3 separate regions of the Homo sapiens genome follow, and all the other regions are linked to region 1. A link is an interaction called in ENCODE POLR2A ChIA-PET data of the cell type or tissue named here. Cell type or tissue: Panc1. All regions are shown on one strand.

Region 1 (8,000 bases):
ATGGAGTCTCGCTGTCTCCCAGGCTGCAGTGCAGCATCCGCTCACTGCAACCTCTGCCTCCAGGGTTCAAGTGATTCTCCTGCCTCAGCCTCCCAGATAGCTGGGATAACAGGTGTGAGCCACCTCGCCCGGCCCAGCAGGCTTCGTTTGTCCACGTTTCCCTCTAGCTCTGGTTTGCTTGCATGGAGGCTTTCTGCAGCTGCAATCCTAGTGTCCGTGCAATTGTGCTTTTAGTGCTTTCACTTAAGCGTGATTTTTTTTTAAAAAAGCAAGTATGTGGATAAGCTATTAAGAGACATTCTTTTTCTACTTTTTAAATCGGAACACTTAGTAGATCATCACAGGCCAAAGTTCCCACTGCCACAATTAGAAAAAGCTGAATAAATAGCAAAAAACATACTTTGAAAGACATCAAAGAGCTGTGGAGGCAATGCGGCTTAGGTTAGATAAGACTCTAGTGCTGGGAGGCCCTGAGGTGAGCGGTGGGTCTCCAGCTGTTTTTTTTTTGTTTTGTTTTGTTTTTTATTTTTCCTGAGGGCTGAGGATTGGGCTTCTCAAGGCAGAAAGCCTTTGCAGGGTGGGGGAAGCAGCAGATATTTCAGTGGTCACATGGGAGAGTGTGCTAAGGACACTTGTGGGAATCTGGCCTGTTCTCCCTGGAGGTACATTTGCTGGGTTCTGGTGCCGGAAGCTGGGGAGTGGGGAGGAAACTTTTTCTAAAGGGCAGAATTGTGCTTAGGGAACAAAAGATCAGCCCTGGGAGGAGACCTGTCTCAAACACACTGCCAATGTCTCCTCCCCAGACACTTGCCAGATTTTAAGGCTACTTGGGAAGAACGGGGAGAGCTAGGCTGGAACCTCTGATGGACAGAGCTGCTGTCTTGTCATCTTTTAGGGCTGAGGAGACAAAGGCCCAGGGGGTTCTCAATAAAGAGACTATGGGCCGGGCATGGTGGCTCAAGCCTGTAATCCCAGCACTTTGGGAGGCCGAGACAAGCCGATCACCTGAGGTGAGGAGTTCGAGGCCAGCCTGGCCAACATGGTGAAACCCCGTTTCTACCAAAAATATAAAAATTAGCTGGGCGTGGTGGTGTGCAACTGTAATCCCAGTTGCTCAGGAGGCTGAGGCACGAGAATAGCTTGAACCTGGGAGGCGGAGGCTGCAGTGAGCCAAGATGGTGCCATTGCACTTCAGCCTGGGTAACAAGGTGAGATTCTATCTCAAAAAAAAAAAAAAAAGAGAGAGAGACTATGAAGGCATGGTCTGGAAACAAGGACACCCTGGACATAGGTTGAGTATGATGAGAACTATGGCCCCGCCCCTTTACTGCTCAGTTTCTGATTAGAATGAGGTGAAAAGCCCCTTCATACTGGTTATCCAATAGGGCTAGTTTGTATACAGCTTTTTTCACTTAAGCATGAATATTTTTAGGAGGTGAAGAGGACCCATCTCTGGAGCGAATGACATCACCTAGAGCCTTCTTCCTTCTTATATACAATGTTCAGCACCTCATTAAAATCACTAGACATGAAAAGAGTCAGATGCAGATATTAAAGTTAGTAGACAAGGACTTTAAAATAATAATGAGGCTGAACACGATGGCTCACGCCTCTAATCCCAGCACTTACGGAGGCCAAGGTGGGAGGATCACTTGAGCGCAGGAGTTTGAGACTACTCTGGGCAAGACCCCATCTCCACAAAAAATTTTTTTAATTAGCTGGACATGGTGGTTTGTGCCTATGGTCCCAGCTACTAGGGAGGCTGAGGTGGGAGAATCCCTTGAGCCCAGGAGTTTGAGGCTGCAGTGAGTCATGATCCTGTCACTGCACTCAAGCGTGGGGGACAGAGTGAGACATTGTCTCTACAAATAAATAAACAAAAAGTCAATAAAAGTAATAATGATTAATGTGTCAAATAGAAGAAATACAGATAAAATAATAAAAGTTATATTTTTCAATGAGAAATTGGCATCTTTGAAGAAAAAGAATGAAATTAAAATTCTAGAACTAAACAATTAAGAACTTAAGGGGACCAGGCATGGTGGCTTATGCCTGTAATCCCAGCACTTTGGGAGGCTGAGGCGGGTGGATCAATTGAAGTCAGGAGTTTGAGACCAACCTGGCCAACATGGTGAAACCCCGTCTCTACAAAAAAATACAAAGATTAGCCGGGCATGGTGGCTAATTCCATGATGTAATTCCAGCTACTTGGGAGGCTGAGGCCTGAGAATCACTGGAACCCAGGAGGTGGAGGTTGCAGTGAGCTGAGATTGCGCCACTGCACTCCAGCCTGGACAACAGAGTGAGACCCTGTCTCAAAAATTAATAAATAAATAAATTAAAATAAAATAGTACTGCCTGAGACTGGGTATTTTATGAAGAAAAGAGGTTGAGTTGACTCACAGTTCTGCAGACTTAACAGGAAGCATGACCGGGAGGCCTGAAGAAACTTACACTCATGGTGGAAGGAGAAGGGGAAGCTGGCACGTCTTACCATGGCAGAGTAGGAGCTGTGGAGATGGGCAGAGTGCCACACATTTTTTTTTTGAGACAGAGTGTCCCTTTGCCACCCAGGCTGGAGCGCAGTGGCACAATCTCAGTTCACTGCAGCCTCCGCCTCTCAGGTTCAAGCAATTCTCCTGCCTCAGCCTCCCAAGTAGCTGGGATTATAGGCACATGCCACCTCGCCTGGCTACTTTTTGTATTTTTAGTAGAGACTGGGTTTCACCATGTTGGCCAGGGTGTGGTCTCGAACTCCTGACCTCAGGTGATCCACCCGCTGCCTCCCAAAGTGCTGGGATTACAGGTGTGAGCCACCGTGCCTGGCCAAGTGCCACACTTTTAAACCATCAGATCTTGTGAGAACTCACTCCCTATCACGAGAACAGCAAGGGGGAAATCCACCCCTATAATCCAATCACCTCCCACCAGGCTCCTCCTTCAACACGTGGGGATTACAATTCCACATGAGATTTGGGTGGGGACACAGAGCCAAACCGTATCACCCCTTCAAGTAAGCATAGTCCCAGAATAAAAGGAGAGAGAGAGAGGAACGGGAGCAGAGAAAGGAACAGATTATGGCCAAGAATTTCCAGAAAATAATAAAAGATGACAATCCACAGAATAAAGCAGCTCTACTTAGCCCCAGCAGGATAAACATACAGAAAACCACATTCTAGGGACAGCACAGTCAAAGTGCTGGAAAGCAAGCACAAGGAAAAAGCAGCTGGGGGTGGCGGTGGGCGGGCGAGGACAAAGCACCTTCAAAAGAACGTTGATGAATTGGGGTGGGCAGAGGGGGGGCTAGTGGGGAACGTAGGAGCATCCTTTGCTGGTCACAGAGACACAAAGATGCGCCACACGTGGTCCCCTCCCAAAGGAGCTGACAGGCCAGGAGGGAAACAGGATGGCAATACCTTGGGCTTAGCTTGTGACAGGCAGACACGGGGAGGACCCGGAGAGCGCAGGAGAGGAGACAGGTAACCCAGACTGGGCCTCAAAGTAGTCTCCGCAGAGTGGGAGCTTCTCACCAGAGTTTTGAAGAACAAGTGAGAATGACTTAGGGATGAAGAAGCTTATTCCAGCGGGGAGGGGGGAGGGGGGAGGGATAGCATTAGGAGATATACCTAATGCTAAATGACGAGTTAATGGGTGCAGCACACCAGCATGGCACATGTATACATATGTAACTAACCTGCACATTGTGCACATGTACCCTAAAACTTGAAGTATAATAATAATAAAAAAAATTAAAAAATTTAAAAAAAGAAAAAAAAAAGAAGCTTATTCCAGATAGAAGCCACCAGTGGGTCCTGTCTGCACCAGCCCTCACCCCACCCGGGTGCAGGCCCTACTATCCTAAAGGAGGAGTGTGGGCCGGGCGTGATAGCTCATGCCTTTAATCCCTGCACTTTGGGAGGCTGAGGGGGGCAGATCACTTAAGGTCAGGAATTTGAGACCAGCCTGGCCAACATGGTAAAAACCCATCTCTACTAAAAATACAAAAATTAGCCAGGCGTGGGGGTGAGTGCGTGTAATTCCAGCTACTCAGGAGGCTGAGGCAGGAGAATTGCTTGAACCCAGGAGGCAGAGGTTGCAGTGAGCCGAGATCGTGACATTGCACTCCACCCTGGGTGACAGAGCAAGACTCCATCTCAAACAAAAAGAAATAAAAAAATAAAAATAAAGGAGAGTGTGGAGCATGGCATGGCACAGCCCTACCCAGGAACACAGCGGTGCCAGCACTCTCTTCTGCCCCTCTCAGAAACCTTTCCCTCCAGGCCAAGCAGCTTCTTGGATTTCAGAGCGACATCTCAGTTTGAAAGTCCACTTTGGAAGTGAAAAGCAGTACAACATCCTTTGCCCTGAGGCGTGGATCTTACTTCTGGGGACTGTTCATTTAACACACCTCTTAAAGGCAAATATTTTCAAATAACCTGTCTGGTTGGCAGCAATTAACCACCTCACACTGCTGGGCACTGAGCTAAAGGCTGAAAATTAAGGAACAAACAAGTCCAGGCCTGCCCTTGGGGAGGGAAGATTCTTAATGAGAAACATTTGAGGGCCAACCTTTGGGTACATTGCTTTTGAGCCAATGTGCTGTAATGTGATGTTTTTTTTCTTCCCCTAACGGGGTTAGCTTTAGAAGTATGTTTGGCAAGCACTTTTAACAACCCGCACTGCATCTCAGCACATGTTCATTATTGGCATAAAACAACATTGGAATTGAGACTATCCAAAAGGCATGAAAAAATTTGGAGGTATGTGTAATTTCGTAATGTTATGCCTAATTTCTAATGCCAGTTTTTCAGGTTTAAGTTTTGGCAAGTTAGAGTCACAATGGGGACATAGGCCAAACAAACAAAAAACAAGCCCAAACTAAAAAAGAAAAGAAATATGCATATGTTAAAGACTATCATTATCTCACCGAGACTGAACCCTGAAATCAAAACTGAGACATTCCCCAGAGAACGTGTGTGCTTTTTATGGCAGGCTTTATTCGTGCCTAATCTCTTTTTGCACATGAAAATCACTTTAATAAAACTTCCCCACACATTCGCATTCTAGAAAGAGAGCGTTTGTTGGTGATTCTGAGGTCTTATAACTTCATTTTGATGCCAGGGGATATTTGAAATATGTTTTTAAAACTTTAATGGAAAATGAAACAGATCATAAAGATAGGAGATCTACTTTAGAGGGTCAAGTAAAAATTTGTTCATAGTTAAACAGAATTCATAATGCTTTAGAACTGAACCAAAAACAATTGTTTCTAAACGCTGAAGTCACCACCGAGACTCAAAACCTGGAGCTGGGCTGCCTGGATCCTTCTCTGCTGCAGCAATAGAATATTTCAACTGCTTTTTAAAAACACCACACAGTAATGACTCATTGATCAAGTGAGTTGGAACGAATCTGGAAAATGCCAGTTCCCCGTGAGCAATTGCCCTCCCCAACCCCCCCCGCAATACTGAAGCTTACCACTTCCAGTGACAAGCCTTTGTTCGTTTTGTCAATTTCGAATGGAAAGATTTCCAAAATATAGAAATATCCTTGCTGATACAGTTGGGATATTTGTCCCCACCCGTATCTCATGTTGAATTGTAATCCCCAATGTTGGAGGTGGGGCCTGGTGGGAGGTGTTTGGATCATGGCGGCCAATTTCTCATGAATGGCTTGGGCTATCCCCTTGCTGATAAGTGAGTTCTAACCCCGAGTTTATACAACATCTGGTCATTTAAAAGTGTGTGGCACCTCCCCTTCTTCTCTCTCTCTTTCTCTCTCACCTTTCTGCTTTTGCCATGTGACGTGCCTGCTCCCCTTCACCTTCTGCCATTATTTTAAGCTTTCTGAGCTTCCTGCGTATGATGTACATTGGTTCGGTCCTGTAAGGTGGGACAACTCGAAGTGGGGGCTTCCAGGTTAAAGGTAGACAAGAGACAAAAGGTTGCATTCTTTTGAGTCCTTGACCAGTCTTCCACTGAATACACAATTTAGTCCCGTTCAGTGAATCTGCATTTTTACATAAACGATAGGGAAGAGGAAGCAATCAGATAGGCATTTGTCTCAGGTGAGCCTCAGAGGGATGACTTTGAATGGAATGGGAGGCAGCTTTGTCCTAAGCAGTTCCCAGCTTGACTTTTTCCTTTAGTTTAGTGATTTGGGGGTCCCAAGATTTATTTTCCTTTCACTCACAGAAATCCTTAATGTGATATGATCAAATCAAATCCAGAAATATACAAAAAGGACAATCCATCATGACCAAGTCAGACTGATCACAGAAATTCAAGGTTGGTTTAACACTTGAAAATCAATCAGTGTAAGTCACCACGTTGCCATAAATCATGTAATCATTTCAATATATGCAGATGATATGGTTTGGCTCTATGCTCCCACTCAAATCTCATCTCCAATCGTAATCCCTACATGTTGAGGGAGGGACCTGTAATTCCCACATGTGGAGGGAGGAAGGTGAATGGATCATGGGGCCGGTTTCCCTCGTGCTGTTCTCGTGATAATGAGGGAGTTTTCACGAGATCTGATGGTTTTTTAAGTGTTTGGAAGCTCGTCCTTCATCCTCCTCTCTCCTGATGGCTTGTGAAGAAAGTACTTGCTTCCCTGTCACCTTCCTCCATAGTGTTAAGCTTCCGGAGGCCTCCCCAGCCAGGCTGAACTGTGAGTCAATTAAACCTCTTTCCTTTACAATTTACCCACTCTCAGGTAAGTTCTTTATGGCAGTGGGAAAATGAACTAATACAGCAGAAAAAACACTTGACAAAATTCAACAATCATTGATGCTTAAAAGGTCTCCATAGGCCAGGTGCGGTGGCTCACGCCTGTAATCCCAGCACTTTGGGAGGCCGAGGCCAGTGGATCACCTGAGGTCAGGAGTTCAAGACCAGCCTGGAAAATGCAGTGAGACCCCATTTCTACTAAAAATACAGGCTGGCATGTTGGCTCACTCCTGTAATCCCATCACTTTGGGAGACCAAGGCGAGTGGATTGCCTGAGGTCAGAAATTCAAGACCAGCCTGGCTAACATGGTGAAACCCCATCTCTACTAAAAATACAAAAATTAGCCAGGCATGCTGGCAGGCACCTGTAATCCCAGCTACTCGGGAGGCTGAGGCAGGAGAATTGCTTGAATCCGGGAGGCAGATGTTGCAGTGAGCCAAGATCGTACCATTGCCCTTCAGCCTGGGTGACAAGATTGAGACTTAGTATCAAAAAACAAAACAAAACAAAACAAAACCCAAAAATTAGCCAGGGTTAATGGCGGGTGGCTGTCATCCCAGCTACTCGGGAGGCTGAGGCTGGAGAATCGCTTGAATCCAGGAGGTGGAGGTTGCAGTGAGCTGAGATTGCACTATTGCACACCAGCCTGGGCAACAAGAGCAAAACTCCGACTCAAAAAAGAAAAAGTCTCAATAAACTGGAATGAAAAGGAACTCTTGAACCTGGTCAAGGCGGTCCACATAGACTGACAGTGAACATGCTCAAGGAATGCAGGAAACAGCTGAGTTGTCAGTTCTGTATTTTTAGTAGAGACAGGGTTTCACCATGTTGTCCAGGCTGGTCTTGAACTCTTGACCTCAGGTGATCCGCCCACCTCAGCCTCCCAGAGTGCTGGGATTACAGGCGTAAGCCACCATGCCTGGCCTCTTTTTCTTTTTAAATTATACAGATACAATTTAAAATAGAGATGGGGTCTCACTATGTTGCCCAGGCTGGAGGCTTTTTTTTCTAATATGTGCATTTATTGCTATAAATTTCCCTCATGATATTGCTTTAGCTGTGTCTCACAAATTTTAATATGTTGTATTTTCATTTGTATTCAATTTAATGTGTTTTTCTTACTTCCCTTGAGACTTCCTGTTTGACCCATAGATTGTCTAGAAGTGTGTTGTTGAGTTTCTAAGTATGTGGAGGTTTTCCTGTTATCTTTTTGCTATTAATTTCTTGTTGGATTCTATGTGATTAGAGAGCATACCCTCATGATCTCT
Region 2 (8,000 bases), 100 kb after region 1:
GAAAGGCAGAAGAACTGGGAGCTGGGGGTTGGAGAAAGCACTTCCAAGTTATAGGTAGATTCAGAGTTTCTGCTTGGCAGTTGGTTGAAAGAGTTTATCTGAAGACCTGGAGTCAGCCGGGTGCGGTGGCTCACGCCTGTAATCCCAGCACTGTGGGAGGCTGAGGTGGGTGGATCACAAGATCAGGAGATCGAGATGATCCTGGCTAACACGATGAAACCCCCGTCTCTACTAATAATACAAAAAATTAGCTGGGCCTGCTGGCGGGTGCCTGTAGTCCCAGCTACTCAGGAGGCTGAGGCAGGAGAATGGCGTGAACCTGGGAGGCGGAGCTTGCAGTGAGCCAAGATTGTGCCACTGCACTCCAGTCTGGGCGACAGAGCAAGACTCTGTCTCAAAAAAAAAAAAAAGACCTGGAGTCAATGGGAGGGAGTGTCTGAGGGAGTTAATTTGGTTGAGTAATAAGGTGAGTGAAAGAAGAAGGGAGTGAGAGAGGCAAGCCAAAACAGAAAGATGCACTAAAAACAAGGCAATTACATGATCCTATTTATGTCATTAATGTGCGTTGGATGGAATATACACACCCCTCTTCATTTTCCATTCCCAATTCTTTCCTATTAAGCACTGTTAGTTTTTTTGAGGAAGCTGTATGGCATTTTGGTTACTCCAGATCACTAATGTACTTAATTGCCCAGTCTCTTATCAGAGGAAAGGGAGGTAAGGTGCAGGTGTGGTGGTATGTAAAAATCAGTGAATTATTACATATGAAAGCACTTTGAAAAGTGAAAGTGCTTTTCTATCATAAAATATTCTCATGTTTTTCTTTCCTTTTAGGGTTTAATGAAGACACTCCGCAAAGAAACAGATTTGAAACAAATACAGACCCTGATACAGGGAACTCAAACACGACTCAAATATTCACAAAATGAACTAGAGATGATTAAGAAGAAGCACCTTGTTGCTTTTTACCAGGTAATATAGACTTACATAAAATATGATAGGCATTTGACCCAGAACATAGAATTTCAGGAATTACATTTATATAGCTCCATGTAATTTTCAGATACTTTTTTTTTTTTCCTGAGACAGAGTCTCTCACTCTGTCACCCAGGCTGGAGTGCAGTGGCTTTATTTCTGTTCGCTGCAACCTCCATCTCCCAGGTTCAAGTGATCCTCCTGCCTCAGCCTCCCGAGTAGCTGGGATTACAGGCATGTAATTTTTGTATTTTTTTAGTAGACATGCGGTTTCACCATGTTGGCCAGGCTGGTCTCAGACTCCTGACTTCAGGTGATATGCCCACCTTGGCTTCACAAAGATTACAGCCACCATGCCTGGCCAATTTTTAGATACTTTATCCCATGATTGAGATTATATTATAGTCCCTTAATTATTTATGTGGTATTTAACCTTTTATCCAGGTGAATTCATCTTATCTCATAGATTCTTCTTTTATTCCAAAAGATACCTATCACATTTTTGGCTTCACTATATAAAGCTAAAACAGCCATGTTAAAAAAATTTTTCTCTTTTGTTATTAGGAACAATCTCAGTTACAAAGTGAACTACTAAATATTGAGTCTCAATGTATTATGTTGAGTGAAGGAATCAAGGAACGACAACGAAGAATTAAAGAATTTCAAGAAAAGATAGATAAGGTCATGAATGTTATATTTATTCCTAAATGGTATATGTAGTTCTAGACCAGATACTAGATTTAGGGCTTCTTAAATATATGCTAAAGCAAAGGTTGATAGGTAACAGTGCCCTGTCAGAAACAACAATGTTGTAAGCTAAGTTTTATTGGTTTGCCAAATTTTCCTTGTGTTTTTTGAGAACCTCTGTTGCTCACCTCAAGAGACAATGACCTGTGCCTACTCTCCTCTGCACTCCAACCTCTCCTTGCCCACTGTGAAAATTATAGTCTCATTCTTTTCTCCCACTTCCCTAATACCATGAGGGAAAGAACTGTCATTCAGCTTATCTTTTAAGGTTATTTATTCACTCAGGAGTTTTTTTTAAAACACCTATTCTGTGTCAGGCACAGTACTTGGCTCTAGGACAATAAAAATTTGGTCACCTAGATTCTGCTTATAAAGGGATAGAAACTTTCTGATTTAATCCATTCCACCGTGGGGTATCTCTGATCCTTACAAAGTGATTTGTTACACCACCCATTGATTAATTCCACCCATTGCTTTTAGGCCTGACGTTTACCACGATTTGGAACCACACTTACGTTACTTCCTAATTAGTTATCTCTTTTCCAGGTTAAATATCCCTAGTTTCTTTATTCATTTCACATTACCATGGATTTAAGACCAGCTCTGGTAACCATCCTCTGGATGTTATCAATGCCCCTGAACAGAGCATGATGTCAAAATATTGTCTGTACAGCATATTGTGGGTCTGTATGTTTATAACTGTAACTTTCCATGACTTGGATTATCTAGTCATGCTAACTGTAGCTTACTACTGCGTCAGTCATACCACATTCATATTTAATGTATATTCAACTAAAATCTGAAAGTTTTTAAAAATGTCCTGTTCTTAAAATAGTTCTTTCTCATCCTATAATTATACATAAAATGAGAGCTTTAAAACATTGAGGTTAAATTTTACTTTGTTGAATTTCCCCATTCTAGCTTTTCCAAGTCTTTTTCATTCTTAATTCTATGCCCCATTCCACTTGTTACTATACTGGCAAAGGTGCTATTGTATTACTCATACATAAAGAATCTTTCCTTTATTTATGTAGAATGTAATATTTTTGTGGGTCTAAAGTAAAAGGAATTCTTCCAGTTTTATACTAAACATTCATAAAGCCAAAGCACTTAATAAGGCCAATTATGATCTTTCTTAGTTTTTTTGAATAAGAAATTTGAAAGTAGATGGCATAATTTATGGAATTAAAGGAAAAAAAAGTACTGGCTTCTCAGAATACAGTAATGCTTGGTGGGATTAGTTTTTGGCCTAATTCAGGAAAATCTTGGAGGGAAAAACATATTTAAGATTATATATTTCTTAAAATTGCTTATTAAATCAATTGTTTTAAAATAATTTAAAAGGTAGAAGACGATATCTTCCAACACTTCTGTGAAGAAATTGGCGTGGAAAATATTCGTGAATTTGAGAACAAACATGTTAAACGGCAACAAGAAATTGATCAAAAAAGGTATTTTTATAAAAAGATGTTGGTAAGGAGCTTACATATTTATAAAAATAGTTATTATTTCATAATTTAGAGGAATTATGCCTGAGTTTCATTTCATCAAGAAACAGCTAGGCCGGGCACGGTGGCTTACGCTTGTAATCCCAGCACTTTGGGAAGCCAAGGCAGGCGGATCACGAGGTCAGGAGATCGAGACCATCCTGGCTAACATGGTGAAACCCCGTCTCTACTAAAAATACAATAAAAATTAGCCAGGCGTGGTGGCAGGTGCCTGTAGTCCCAGCTACTCGGGAGGCTGAGGCAGGAGAATGGTGTGAACCCAGGAGGCGGAGCTTGCAGTGAGCGGAGATTGCGCCACTGCACTCCAGCCTGGACGATGGAGCGAGACTCCATCTCAAAAAAAAAAAAAAAAAAGAAACAGCTAGTAAAAATTTATATTCTTACAAAGAGATCTAACTTTTTTGTTCCATAATTTTTTAAAGAGAGAAAGCATAAATACACAAAATAAGAGAATAGGGGCATAATTACACGTATACTGGTTATTAAAAGAATAAGACAATAGGCCAGGTGCAGTGGCTCATGCCTGTAATCCCAGCACTTTGGGAGGCCGAGGCAGGCGGATCATGAGGTCAGGAGATAGAGACCATCCTGGCTACCACGGTGAAACCCCGTCTCTACTAAAAATACAAAAAATTAGCTGGGCATGGTGGCAGGCGCCTGTAGTCCCAGCTACTCGGAAGGCTGAGGCAGGAGAATGGCATGAACCTGGGAGGTGGAGCTTGCAGTGAGCCGAGATCGTGCCACTGCACTTAGCCTGGGCGACAGAGCAAGATTCCGTCTCAAAAAAAAAAACAAAAGAATGAGACAATAATTTGCTTGTCTGTAAATATTCATATATGTAGATAGTAAGTGGTAATTTTCAAGAAATAATATATTACCAAAAATTATCTCAAGATAGAAAAATCTAAGATGGCCAGTTACAATAGGAAGAGAAAGTAAAAAGGCTTCCTACCCACCCCATTGCCAAATACACCAGGTACAGATAGCTTCACAGGTGAATTATCTCAGCAGACTTTAAAGGCACATGTAACTTCAGTGTTTAATGTCTAAACAGATGTTCAATATTAAAACTGTTTCAGCCCAGGTGTGGTGGCTCACGCCTGTAATTCCAACACTTTGGGAGGCCGACCGAGGCAGGTGGGTCATGAGGTCAGGAGTTCAAGACCAGCCTGGCCAAGATGGTAAAACCCCATCACTACTAAAAATACAAAAATTAGCCAGGCGTGGTGGTGGGTGCCTGTAATCCCAGCTCCTTTGGAGGCTGAGGCAGAGAATTGCTTGAACCCAGGAGGCAGAAATTGCAGTGAGCCGAGATCATGCCAGTGCACTCCAGCCTGGGTGACAGAGCGAGACTCGGTCTCAGAAAAAAAAAAAAAAAACTATTTCAGAATGTAGAAGAGGAAAAAATGCATCTTTTTATGAAAGGAACATAATACTGATTCCAAAATTCAAAAAAGTATACATACAATAAGAAACTGTAAATCAATGTCACCTATAAATAACCAAGTAAAACAAGGTTAAATACAAATCAGCAGTACAACAACAAAATAATGTACCATTATCTAGTGGGCTTTATATCAGAACTATAAGGATGGTTCTGTATCAGGAAATCTATTGTTTAATTCACCATATTAAGAAAGAATCATATGATCAACTCTAAGGATGATGAAAAAACACTTGACAAAATTCAGCATTTATTCTTGGTTGAATATTCTTAAGATGTGAATAGTTAAGATACCTATGATATGAAAAAATACATCTCAGAAATCAGCATTGTGGTTTCATGGTTTCACTTCCTAGTAATGTCAGAAATTAGAGATACTCAGTATCACTATTATCTAATATTATTCTAGAGATACTAGTCAATAAAGTTAGACAAGAAAAATAAAGTATACAAATTTGGCAGTGACATCACCAAAATGTCAGAATAGAATCAAGCTGGCTTCACTGCTTCCCAGAGAAAACCATAAACAAATATACAGTGCTGAGATTGTCACCAGCAATATCCCAGAATTCAAAAACAAGAATGAGACAGTTCCTGAAGCCACAGAGAAGTGAAAAATCTTGCAGACAATAAGAGAATTGGACTTACATCTGTGGTGCCCTTATCCCAATATGTCAGGCACCAAGTGTGCAGAAAAATTTCCCCTGACTCGTGGTTACTACCCTGGAAAGAGTGAGATCAAGGTGGACAACCAGCTTCCTCACCATCTTGGGTTCCCTGGCAAGGGGCCTGTCCCTGCCTCAGCCCATAGGAAGTATCACTGAAGGGAGAAAAGTTCCTGAGGACCGACAGACAAAGCAGTGAAGCAGGACTAGCATCCCCAGTCCAGGAAACTCTGCTGTGTAACTTGGTCAAAGGAGACACCAAATTAGAGTGGCTGTTCAGCAGCATCACACAGCAACACCACACAGAGGTAGGTTCCATAGGTCCCCTGGGCACCAGCCTGTAGCCAGCCTTCCCAAATTGTCAGGATATCCCCTTTAGGATCTCCCCCATGCAAGATAGGCAACGCTCCAAAGTTTGCTGGAGCTGAAGCAAACCTGAGCTTAAGGCATCACCTGGTGCCAAAAAGCAGGCAGTGAGCCTATCAGCGGGGAAAAAAGAAAAGGTACCCAACAGGTATATTGCAAATTTCTAAGCAAACATACCAAATAAAAAAACAAAAACAAGCCAGACAGAGATAATCCTTTAATGTGAAGAGATAGATGTACATCCACAAGAAACAATAGCAAACGGGGAACCATGACCTCCCAAAACAGACAAAGCAAGGAGCCAGTAACTGAGCCTAGTGAGACTAGTAGGCAAGCTCTCTGATCAAGAACTTAAAATAGAAGTTTTAAGGAAACTTGGTGATCTCCAAAATAACAGAAAAGCAACTCAGAAATTTATCGGAGAAGCTTAACAAAGAGATTGAAATGCTGGAACTGATAAATACATTTGCTGAACTGGAAAATTCCTTAGAGGCTGTTAACAGCAGAATGGATCAAGCAGAGGAAAGAATCAGTAAGCCTGAAGATAGGCTACAGGAAAAGACAGAAGAGAAAAAAAGAATGAAAGGAATGAAGAATGCCTACAAGATATAGAAAATTATCTCAAGAGCAAATCTAAGAATTATCTGTGGCTGAGTGCAGCGGCTTATGCATGTAATCCCAGCACTTAGTTTTTTGGAGTTTTGCCACGTTGGCCAGGCTAGTCTCAAACTCCTGACCTCAGGTGATCCATGCACCTCGGCCTCCCAAAGTGCTGGGATTACAGGTGTGAGCCACCACACCCAGCCAGATTTTACTTAATGTATTTTCAAGCCTTGTTATTAGGTGCATACATATTTGGGATCACTGTCTTTTTGATGAATTAATTCATCATCATAAAATGCCCCCTCTTTAACCTTGTCATATTTCTTCTTCTGAGGTAAACTTTGAACTTGTCTAGTTATATGACTTTAAGTAACATTTATATACTGACATTCCCAAAATTTGTACCTTTAGCCTGGACCTCTTATTTAGACTTGCTTTCTAAATAATTCTGCCTATTACAATGTTTATTGAGGTTCTCACAAAAATCCAACTGGAGGCTGGACATGGTAGCTGACACCTGTAATCCTAACAATCTGGGAGCTCGAGGCAGGCGGATCACCTGAGCTCAGGAGTTTGAGACCAGCCTGGGCAACATGGCGAAACATCATCTCTACTAAAAATACAAAAATTAGCTGGGCGTGGTGGCACATGCCTGTAGTCCCAGCTACTCAGGAGGTTGAGGCAAGAGAATTGCTTGAACCTGGGAGGCAGAAGTTGCAGTGAGCCAAGATCGTTCCACCAGATTCCAGCCTAGGTGACAGAGGGAGACTCTGTCTCAAAAACAAACAAACAAACAAACAAACCCAAAAAACAACCAAAATGGAATTCTAATTGAGATTGCATTGGATTGATAGATTTGTGGAGAATTGATACCTTCAAAATATTGTCATCCCATCTAAAAACATAGAATGTCTCTCCATTTATTCTAATCATCTATATCCTTTATTAGAATTTTGGAGTTTTTTCCCATAGAGATCTATGTTTTCTTATTAATTTCTAGATAATTATAGGGTTTATTTTTTTCTTGTGAATAGTATGTGTTTTTATGATGCTTTTGCTAGTTGGTTTCTACTAGTGTAGAAAAATAATCTCAAATTTTATTTTATCTTTATTAATTCAGGGTCTCACTCTGTCAACCCAGGCTGGAGTGCAGTGGCACAATCTTGGCTCACTGCTACCTCTGCCTCCTGGGCTCAAGTGATCTTCCTACCTCAGCCTCCCAAGTAGCTGGGACCACAGGTGTGTGCCAACATGCCCAGCTAATTTTTGTATTTTTTGTAGAGATGGGGTTTTGCCATGTTGCCCAGGCTGGTCTTCAATTCCTGGGATCAAGCGATCTGCCAACCTCAGCCTTCCAAAGTGCCCGGGATTACAGGTGTGAGCCACCATGCTCGGCCTAATCTCAAATTTTAGATTGATCTAACATCTAGTAACTTTGCTAAATCCTCTGTTACTTCTAGTGGCTTATTCACTGTGTATTCTAGGTACTGAGTTTGTGATGTCTGTGATATCCAGTTAGAGGTATAGAATGGGTAGCTGAATACACAAGTTAGGAGTTCAAAGGCGAGGCCCAGGCTAGAGGTATAAATTTTGGGAATGTCCGTATATAAATGGCACTTGAAGTCATGTAACTACACAAGAGCAACAACGGAATGAATGTGGATAGAAAGGAGAAGAGATCCGGCCGGGTGC
Region 3 (8,000 bases), 180 kb after region 1:
AAAAATACAAAAAATTAGCCAGGCATGGTGGCGCACGCCTGTAGTACCAGCTACTCGGGAGGCTGAGGCAGGAGAATCACTTGAACCCTGGAGGTGGAGGTTGCTGTGAGCCAAGATTGTGCCATTGCACTCCAGCCTCATCGACAGAGCGAGACTCCATCTCAAAAAAAAAAACACTGCAGACTGGGTGGTTTGTAAACAACAGAAATTTCTCTCTCACAGGTCTGGAAGCTGGACACCTAGGATCGGGGTGCCCGCGTGGTGGGGTTCTGATGAGGGCCGCCTTCTGTGTCACACGCTGCAGCCTTCTCACTGTATCCTCACAAGTGGAAAGAGGGCTCCACCCTCATGCCTCATCTCCTTCCAAAAGTCCCACCTCCAGATGCCATCACAGCCAGTGTTAGGATTTCAACCCATGAATGTCGAGGGACACAAACATTCATTGCTTAACAGTGGCCCTGGGGTAAGTATCTGGTCCACCTGGGGCACCCGCCAGCCTGCCTGGGCTGTTGTATTTGTAGCGCTTGGGTAGCATCCACTCTGTAACCAACCCTGCTCTGACAAACCACATCTTCCTTCAGCAACAGGAAGACGGACTGTGATTTTGTCTTGCACGCCCAATGGGGAAGCAGTCTTTCTGCCTGGCTCAGAAGAGAGAGTTGAAGCTTTTGAATGGAGACCCTAGACTGGGACAGCCCCTTCACCCCCCAGGCTGACCTGATGCCCCCTCCCAGGCATCCGGCAGCCTCAGCCCGGAAGTGATAGCTTCTGTCGCTGTGCCTCATTCACCATCCTCTGGTCTTCCTGCTGGAGTGGGAGTGTACTGAGGCCTGGAGCAGGGGGGCTGGGCAGCTCTTCTCTTTTGCTAGCCAGGTATGCATGGCCTCAGAAATTCACCATTTCCACCAGCCCATGTTACAGATGAGAAGACCGAGACTAGGGGCTTAGAGGGTAAGGGAGGGTCAACCAACTTGTTTTTTGTTTGTTTGTTTGTTTGTTTGTTTTTTGAGGCAGAGTTTTGTTCTTGTCACCCAGGCTGGAGGGCAATGGCACGATCTCAGCTCACTGCAAACTCTGCCTCCCGGGTTCAAGACATTCTCCTGCCTCAGCTTCCCAAGTAGCTGGGATTACAGGCATGCGCCACCACGCCCGGCTAATTTTGTATTTTTAGTAGAGACAGGGTTTCACCATGTTGGTCAGGCTGGTCTTATACTCCTGATCTCAGGTGATCTGCCCACCTCAGGCTCCCAAAGTGCTGGGATTACAGGCATGAGCCACCGCGCCCAGCCTGTTTGTTTTTTGAGACAGTATCTTGCTGTGTTGCCCAGGCTGGAGTGCAATGGCACGATCATAGCTCATTGCAGCCCTGCCTTCCTGGCCTCAAGCGACCCTCTCACTTCGGCCTCCTGAGTCCCTGGCACTACAGGCATGTGCCACTGCCTGGCAATTCACATGCCGTAGCCTTGACTGAAAATTAGCCCCCCTGCTCCCACCTACCCTGTAGAGAAACAATTCAAGCCCTCAGTTTGGCATTGATTCATTCATTCACCTTCTCACTCATTCATTCTGTAAGTAGTTACTGAACTAGAACTCATCAGAAGATTTTATTAAGGGTTTTCCTGCAGTTGGAGGGACAAGCCCTGTTTCACCTTCCCTGAAGTCAGGGTGTGACAACCACCGCTGCAGGGCCTGGGGCAAGGCCAGAGAGGAGGATGCTGCTGCCCAGGGGTGGTGCTGGGCTCAGTCTTGGAGCTTGCTGGAATACACCTCAGCCCTGTCCAGTGGCGGCCCCCGGTTCACGGACGTGTAGGAAGACTCCGAGGCCCCCAGCGACTTGGGAACAGCCTCCTGAGTGATTTGGGAGTCGTGAGTCGTTTCCCCATCAGAACTCCCCATGTCCCTGTCCAAGGGGATGGAAAGACCCAGGATTAGGGGACCAGAGCAAACCCAAATGCCTTTAGCTGCTTGGGGACCTTCATACTCAGACATAGCTTTCACAGATATCGTCTTCGTAGACATGAATTCAATCAATCCATCTTTCTGGAGCACTGACCCTGTGCCAGGCCCTGGGAATAAGGAAGAGGTCCACCTTTTGGAATGATGTGAACAACTTATAGGTCTTATTGGGAGCTGGACAATTTGAGGCCATTGTCCCATGTTCCCAAAGAGCTAAGGTTGCAGGGGCAGACTGACTGCAACAATGACCACGCAGCATGGACAAGCGCAGGTGGGAGCTGCAGGAAGGCTTCCTGGAGGAGGCGGCAGCTCACGTGGCCCTAAAGAAGGTGTGTGGGCTGGGTGCAGTGGCTCACATCTGTAATCCCAGCACTTTGGGAGGCCAAGGCAGGTGGATCACCTGAGGTGAGGAGTTCGAGACCAGCCTGGCCAACATGGTGAAATCTTGTCTCTACTAAAAATACAAAAAAATTAGCTGGGCATGGTGATGGTCGCCTGTAATCCCAGCTACTCAGGAGGCTGAGGCAGGAGTATCGCTTGAACCTGGGAGGCGGAGGTTGCAGTGAGCCGAGATGGCTGGGCAACAAGAGCAAAACTCCGTCTCAAAAAAAAAAAAAAAAAGGAGCGTAGGGGAAGAGAAAGGCATCCAAGTGTGGGGTCAGTCAGCACATGGTGGGTGTGAGGCAGGAAGGGCTGAGGAGTATCTGGAGCGATGGTACAGATCGCAGTTTAGTGCAGCTGGAGCCGGAACAAAGTGGGGATAGCAAGAGGGATACATGGAAAAACTGGGGCTAATTTCAGATAGCAGGGTCTTCAGTGCCAGATTAGGGCACTGTCCAAAAGGAAGGAGGGACATTGCTGTGTTCTGACTGCTCCCGGGTGCAGCCAGGCAGAGTTTCTGGGAGGCTGATATCATCTATTTTGTTTTTGTTCACTTAAATGTCAGAGTCATTTGTCATTAAATGGTAAAGGTGACACAGCCTGGGACCAGAACCCAGAGTTGGGGGCCTACAACCCGGGACTCGGGACTCCACTGACACCTCTGATTTGTGTCAGCTTTGGATGAGGACTCGAGGTCTCCCGGGGGGGGTGTACCAGGGTTAGCAGGGATGGGGGTGCGGAAGACAGGTGAGCCCACAGCCCACCAACCTGATTCACAAGTTCTCAGCCTCCTTCCTCACTCGATCTCCACCCGCCCCACCTATCTTTTCCTGCCTGGCTGCTTTCCATGGATCCACTTAACTATACCTACTCCAAGAAACTTTCCTATCTGCTCCACCCTTACCCACACTGGGACCTCTCTCAGTCTTCAAAGTCCCCTGGGCCTCCCTGCCTCCCTGCCTCTCACTGAGGAACACTCTGCTGATGAGAGTTTGCTCACACTGACCCTTCCTCCAGGAAGGCCACCCTGATGCTCCAGGCAGCACCCCCCCGGCCCTCCTCTGGATTCCCACGGCACCTTGGTTTGTCCCCTGCCTGGTCTTCCCAGGGGCTAGTGGACTGTGGGTTCACCTGTCTTTCCCACCCACAGCCCTGCTAAACCTGGTACACCCCTCGGGAGACCTCAAGTCCTCATCCAAAGGCGACACAAATCAGAGGTGTCAGTGGAGTCCCGAGTCCCAGGTTCTAGGCCCCCAACTCTGGGTTCTGGTCCCAGGTTGTGTCGCCTTGGGCCACTCTGACCCCCTCTGGGCCTCAGTTTCCCCCTCTGTACTGCAAGTAGGTGTATTATAATGACAACGAAAGCAAATGCTTGTTGAGTTCCCAGGCACTGCTCTAGAGACTCTATAGAGATTATTCCACTTAACCTTCACAACTCCGTGAGATGACTAATATTTATTATTTCCATTTTCCAGATGGGGAAACTGAAGAACAGAAGGATAGCAAGCCATACCTAAGGTTGCATAACTCTTCAGTGTCAGAGCTAAGATCTGAATCGGCTGTCTGCCCACAAGCCCAGGTGCTGAGTCCCACCCTTCCCAGCTGAGCAACTTGACTTTGATGATCCTCCCGCTTTGAAATCCCAGGACTCTGCTCCCTCTTCACCAGACCCCACCCGCGGGGCAGAGGGTAGCTTCCTTGCCTTCCGGGCTGTCCCCTGCCTCGGAGGACCCCACTGCTGAGTCCCTGTGAGCCAAATGTGTCTGGCATGTCCCTGGGGTCCAGCCCTCCCAGCAGGCAGGTACTTACACGAGGCTGAGGGCAATGGCGCCAGCAAAACCCACAAGTAGAAAGAAGGGCAGGGAGCCCAGGATGGAAGTGATGACGATCATGCCTCCGCTCCGCCGGCCTGGCCACGTGTCGATCGTCGAGTATGGGGTGACTGTGGTGGGATGCAGCCCGGTTACTTCCCAGACACCGCACCACCCTCACCCTTCTCCCAGGAGGCGGCGGGTGTCTCCCCCGCCCTGGCTGCCGGGGATCCAGGGATGACCCTGGGACCCAGTGGGGCGACTTCTCTCAGGTTTTAGGCACAATTACCTTATTTTCCCCCACATTCCACTTTCCAACTTTCTTTTGTGTGTTTCTGGCCACTTCCTCTTTTAACTCTTTCTTCTCTTTTTTTTTTTTTGCATTATTTTACGTTATTGTTTTTGAGACAGAGTCTTGCTCTGTCACCCAGCCATGAGTGCAGTGGCGCCATCCTGGCTCACTGCAGCCTCAAACTCCCAGGCTCAAGCCATCCTCCCACCCCAGCCTCCCAAGCAGCCGGGACTACAGGTGCACGCCACCATGCCCAGCTAATTTGTTGTACTTTTTTTTGTAGAGATGGGGTTTCACCATGTTGCCCAGTCTGGTCTTGAGCTCTTGGGCTCAAGCAATCCTCCCACCTCAGCCTCCCAATGTGTTGGGATTATAGGTGTGAGCCACCACCAGAGTGCCCCGGCTTTGCATAATTTTAAATCATAAACTGACTCAAGTCTTCTGGTGAGATGGCTGAGATATGGATTACAAGTAAAGATGAGGCAAAGGGCCCTGGTCTGACGGGGCCAGGTGGACGGTGGCTGTCACTCTTCTGGGGATGGCCTCACCCTTTGGAACGCTGTGAACAGATGATGTATAGGTCCTACTGCAGCCAGCCACTTGCAGCTACTGTTCCAGGTAGGTCCCCTGGAGACCCCATTCTGCAGATCACTCACTGCGCTCAGGGAGCCTGAGTCCCCAGCCAAGGACATGCAGAATCCAGGCTCAAGCTGGGCCAGCCTGGTCCTGAGGTGCATGCTGTCCCCCAGATGGGCCCCACGGTCCTCCCCCAAAAAAACTGGGCCTTGTGCTTCTGCCTGGGTTCCCCAAAGGAACCCTGCTGCAGAGGCCCATCAAGAATTCTTCTTCCCTCTTCTCAGATGAGGAAACCGAGGTCCATAACGGCTCACACCGCAGTGAGGGGCAGAGGCGGGGCTTGGGCTCAGGACTCTTAGTCCCAAGGGTTCCAAGGCTGTTTCGGTGAAACCACACTGCGTGGGAATGCCACGGGAGGGGCGGTAGGGAGTGAGGATGGGAGGAGCCACCCCAGCCACACACACTGCCATTCTCACACACCACACACCACACATACCAACTGACACACACTGCCACACTCTCACACACCACACACCACACATACCAACTCACACGCCCTGCCACACTCTCACACACCACACATACCAACTCACATACACAGTCACACTCAGACACCACACACCAACTCAAACTCTTACACACACACACATTGCCACACTCTCACACACCACACACCACGCATACCAACTCACACACACACAGTTACACACACCACGCATACCAACTCACACACACTGCCACTCTCACACACCAGACACCACACATACCAACTCACACACACTGCCACACTCTCACACACCACACACTACACATACCAACTCCCACACACACACAGTCACACTCAGACACCACACACCAACTCAAACTCTTACACACGCACACACACTGCCACACTCTAACACACCACACAACACACATTCCAACTCACACACACACTCTCACACTCACACACCACACACATCACACAACTCAAACTCACACACACACCTGCCACACTCTCACACCACACACACCACACACATACAATACACACTCTCACACCACCCACACACCACACACACATACACCACCCACACCACTCTCACACACACCAGACATACTCTCACGCTAACCACACACACCACACACACCCTCATTCACACACACCCCCACCACACACCACATACACCACCCACACCACACACACTCTCACACTCACACACCACACATACTCTCACACTAACCACACACACCCTCATATTCACACACACAACCCCACCACACACCACATATACCAGCAGTCCCCAGCCTTTTTGGCACCAGGGATCGGTTTTGTGGAAGACAGGTTTTCTGCAGACGGGAGTGGGCTGGGGGTGGTTTCGGGATGATTCAAGCACCTTATATGCAGTTATTGTGCACCTTATTTCTATATTATTACTTTGCCATATATAATAAAATGATTGTACAACTCATCATCATGTAGAATCAGTGGGAGCCCTGAGCTTGTTTTCCTGCAAGTAGACGGTCCCATCTGGGGTGATGGGAGACAGTGACACATCATCGGGCATGAGATTCTCGTGAGGAGCATGCAACCTAATCCCTGGCATGCGCAGTTCACAACAGGGTTCGCGCTCCCGTGACACTCTAATGCCACTGCTGATCTGACAGGAGGCGGAGCTCAGGCAGTAATGCGAGCTACAGGGAGCGGCTGCAAATGCAGATGAAGTTTCACTCGCCCACTGCTCACCTCCTGCTGCGCGGTCCCGTTCCTAACAGGCCATGGACTGGTACTGGTCCATGGCCCAGGGGTTGGGGACCCCTGATATACACCACACACTGTCACACTCATCCACACCACACTCCTCACATACTCTCCACACACCACATACCACACACATTCTCACACTCACACACCACTCACACACATACGCAACACCGTAAACTACATTATACAGTTACCACACGCCACACGCAACACAAACACACACACATAGACATACCACAACAGGCACGGGCACTCACATACTCACACACAAGGCTTTCTACCACCCACTCGCGTGTGACTTCAGGCAACCTTTCAGAGCCCCCCACGCCCCTGGGGGTGCACATGGGCTCAACAGGAGGCTCTGCAGGTGAAATGCACAGGACCCTGACACTCATCCTGCCAGACAGCCTCGTCTTGGGGGCCAAGGTGTGGCGGGAGGAGGTCTTAAGTTAGGATATCATTTGCCCAAAATTACCATCAAAGACCCTGGCGTGGCCCCTGTCATTCAGCAGACTCGACTCTGTATATGAACTTTGGGTCTCTGCTGAGCAAGGAACAGCGCAGCACCCTGGCGTTCCACCTCAGGAAAGCCGCCCAGGTGCTAAGGAGTAGGTGTGCAGGGAAGGAGAGCGGTTCCTTGCTGCCTTTGCCATCTTGGTTTTAGGCCTTGGAAACATCTTACCTGGCCATAGGGTGCTTGCTGCTATGAGGATTTAGCAAAGGGGCTGGTTAGGACGTAAATGCCGGGTCAGCTCCGCGTGCCTTTGAGGCCAACCCACTGTAAGGGCTGGAGAGACGGAGGAATGGGCCGGCTTTGATCCGCTTACACCCATCCCCAGCCCAAATGCCACCAAGGCCTGCACCTTGATCTGTTCCCACACCTGGCCCTCAAGGATGGAAAGGAGGAAGGAGGAAGTTCCAGGTTCAACGACTTTTTTTTTTTTTTTGAGACAGAGTCTCACTCTGTCACCAGGCTGGAGTGCTGTGGCGTGATCTCGGCTCACTGCAACCTCTGACTCCCCAGTTCAAGCGATTCTCCTCCCTCAGCCTCCCAAGTAGCTGGGATTACAGGCACGTGCCACCACGCCCAGCTAATTTTTTTTTTCTTTTTTTTTTTTTTTTGAGACGGAGTCTCACTCTGTCGCCCAGGCTGGAATGCAGTGGTGTCATCTTGGCTCACTGCAAGCTCCACCTCCCGGGTTCACGCTATTCTCCCGCCTTAGCCTCCCGAGTAGCTGGG

What was found. Peaks named below come from ENCODE experiments on the same cell type or tissue, not always from the same donor. Only the 100,000 strongest peaks of a DNase experiment are listed, where the experiment ranks them.
Region 2: POLR2A ChIA-PET joins it to region 1 with 6 read pairs; 2 of 35 experiments call an interaction of 5 or more read pairs at or near these places.
Region 3: POLR2A ChIA-PET joins it to region 1 with 9 read pairs; 2 of 35 experiments call an interaction of 5 or more read pairs at or near these places.

The regions. Positions count from the first base shown.
Region 1 is chr22:45,466,450-45,474,449 of GRCh38, reverse strand. No RefSeq gene overlaps it. Among named protein-coding and RNA genes, the nearest start is that of FBLN1, 32 kb to the left of the region's middle. In Panc1, no CTCF peak of the experiment used is centred here; no DNase peak of the experiment used is centred here; H3K27ac peaks cover 528 bases.
Region 2 is chr22:45,365,127-45,373,126 of GRCh38, reverse strand. SMC1B (structural maintenance of chromosomes 1B) reads left to right here. Exons shown (of 25, transcript NM_148674.5): 13 at 835-972; 14 at 1,540-1,656; 15 at 3,067-3,173. Among named protein-coding and RNA genes, the nearest start is that of SMC1B, 44 kb to the left of the region's middle. In Panc1, no CTCF peak of the experiment used is centred here; no DNase peak of the experiment used is centred here.
Region 3 is chr22:45,289,460-45,297,459 of GRCh38, reverse strand. UPK3A (uroplakin 3A) reads right to left here. Exons shown (of 6, transcript NM_006953.4): 5 at 4,147-4,279; 6 at 1,586-1,900. The coding sequence ends at 1,741. Among named protein-coding and RNA genes, the nearest start is that of UPK3A, 8.5 kb to the right of the region's middle. RefSeq lists an enhancer at 6,568-7,101. In Panc1, no CTCF peak of the experiment used is centred here; no DNase peak of the experiment used is centred here.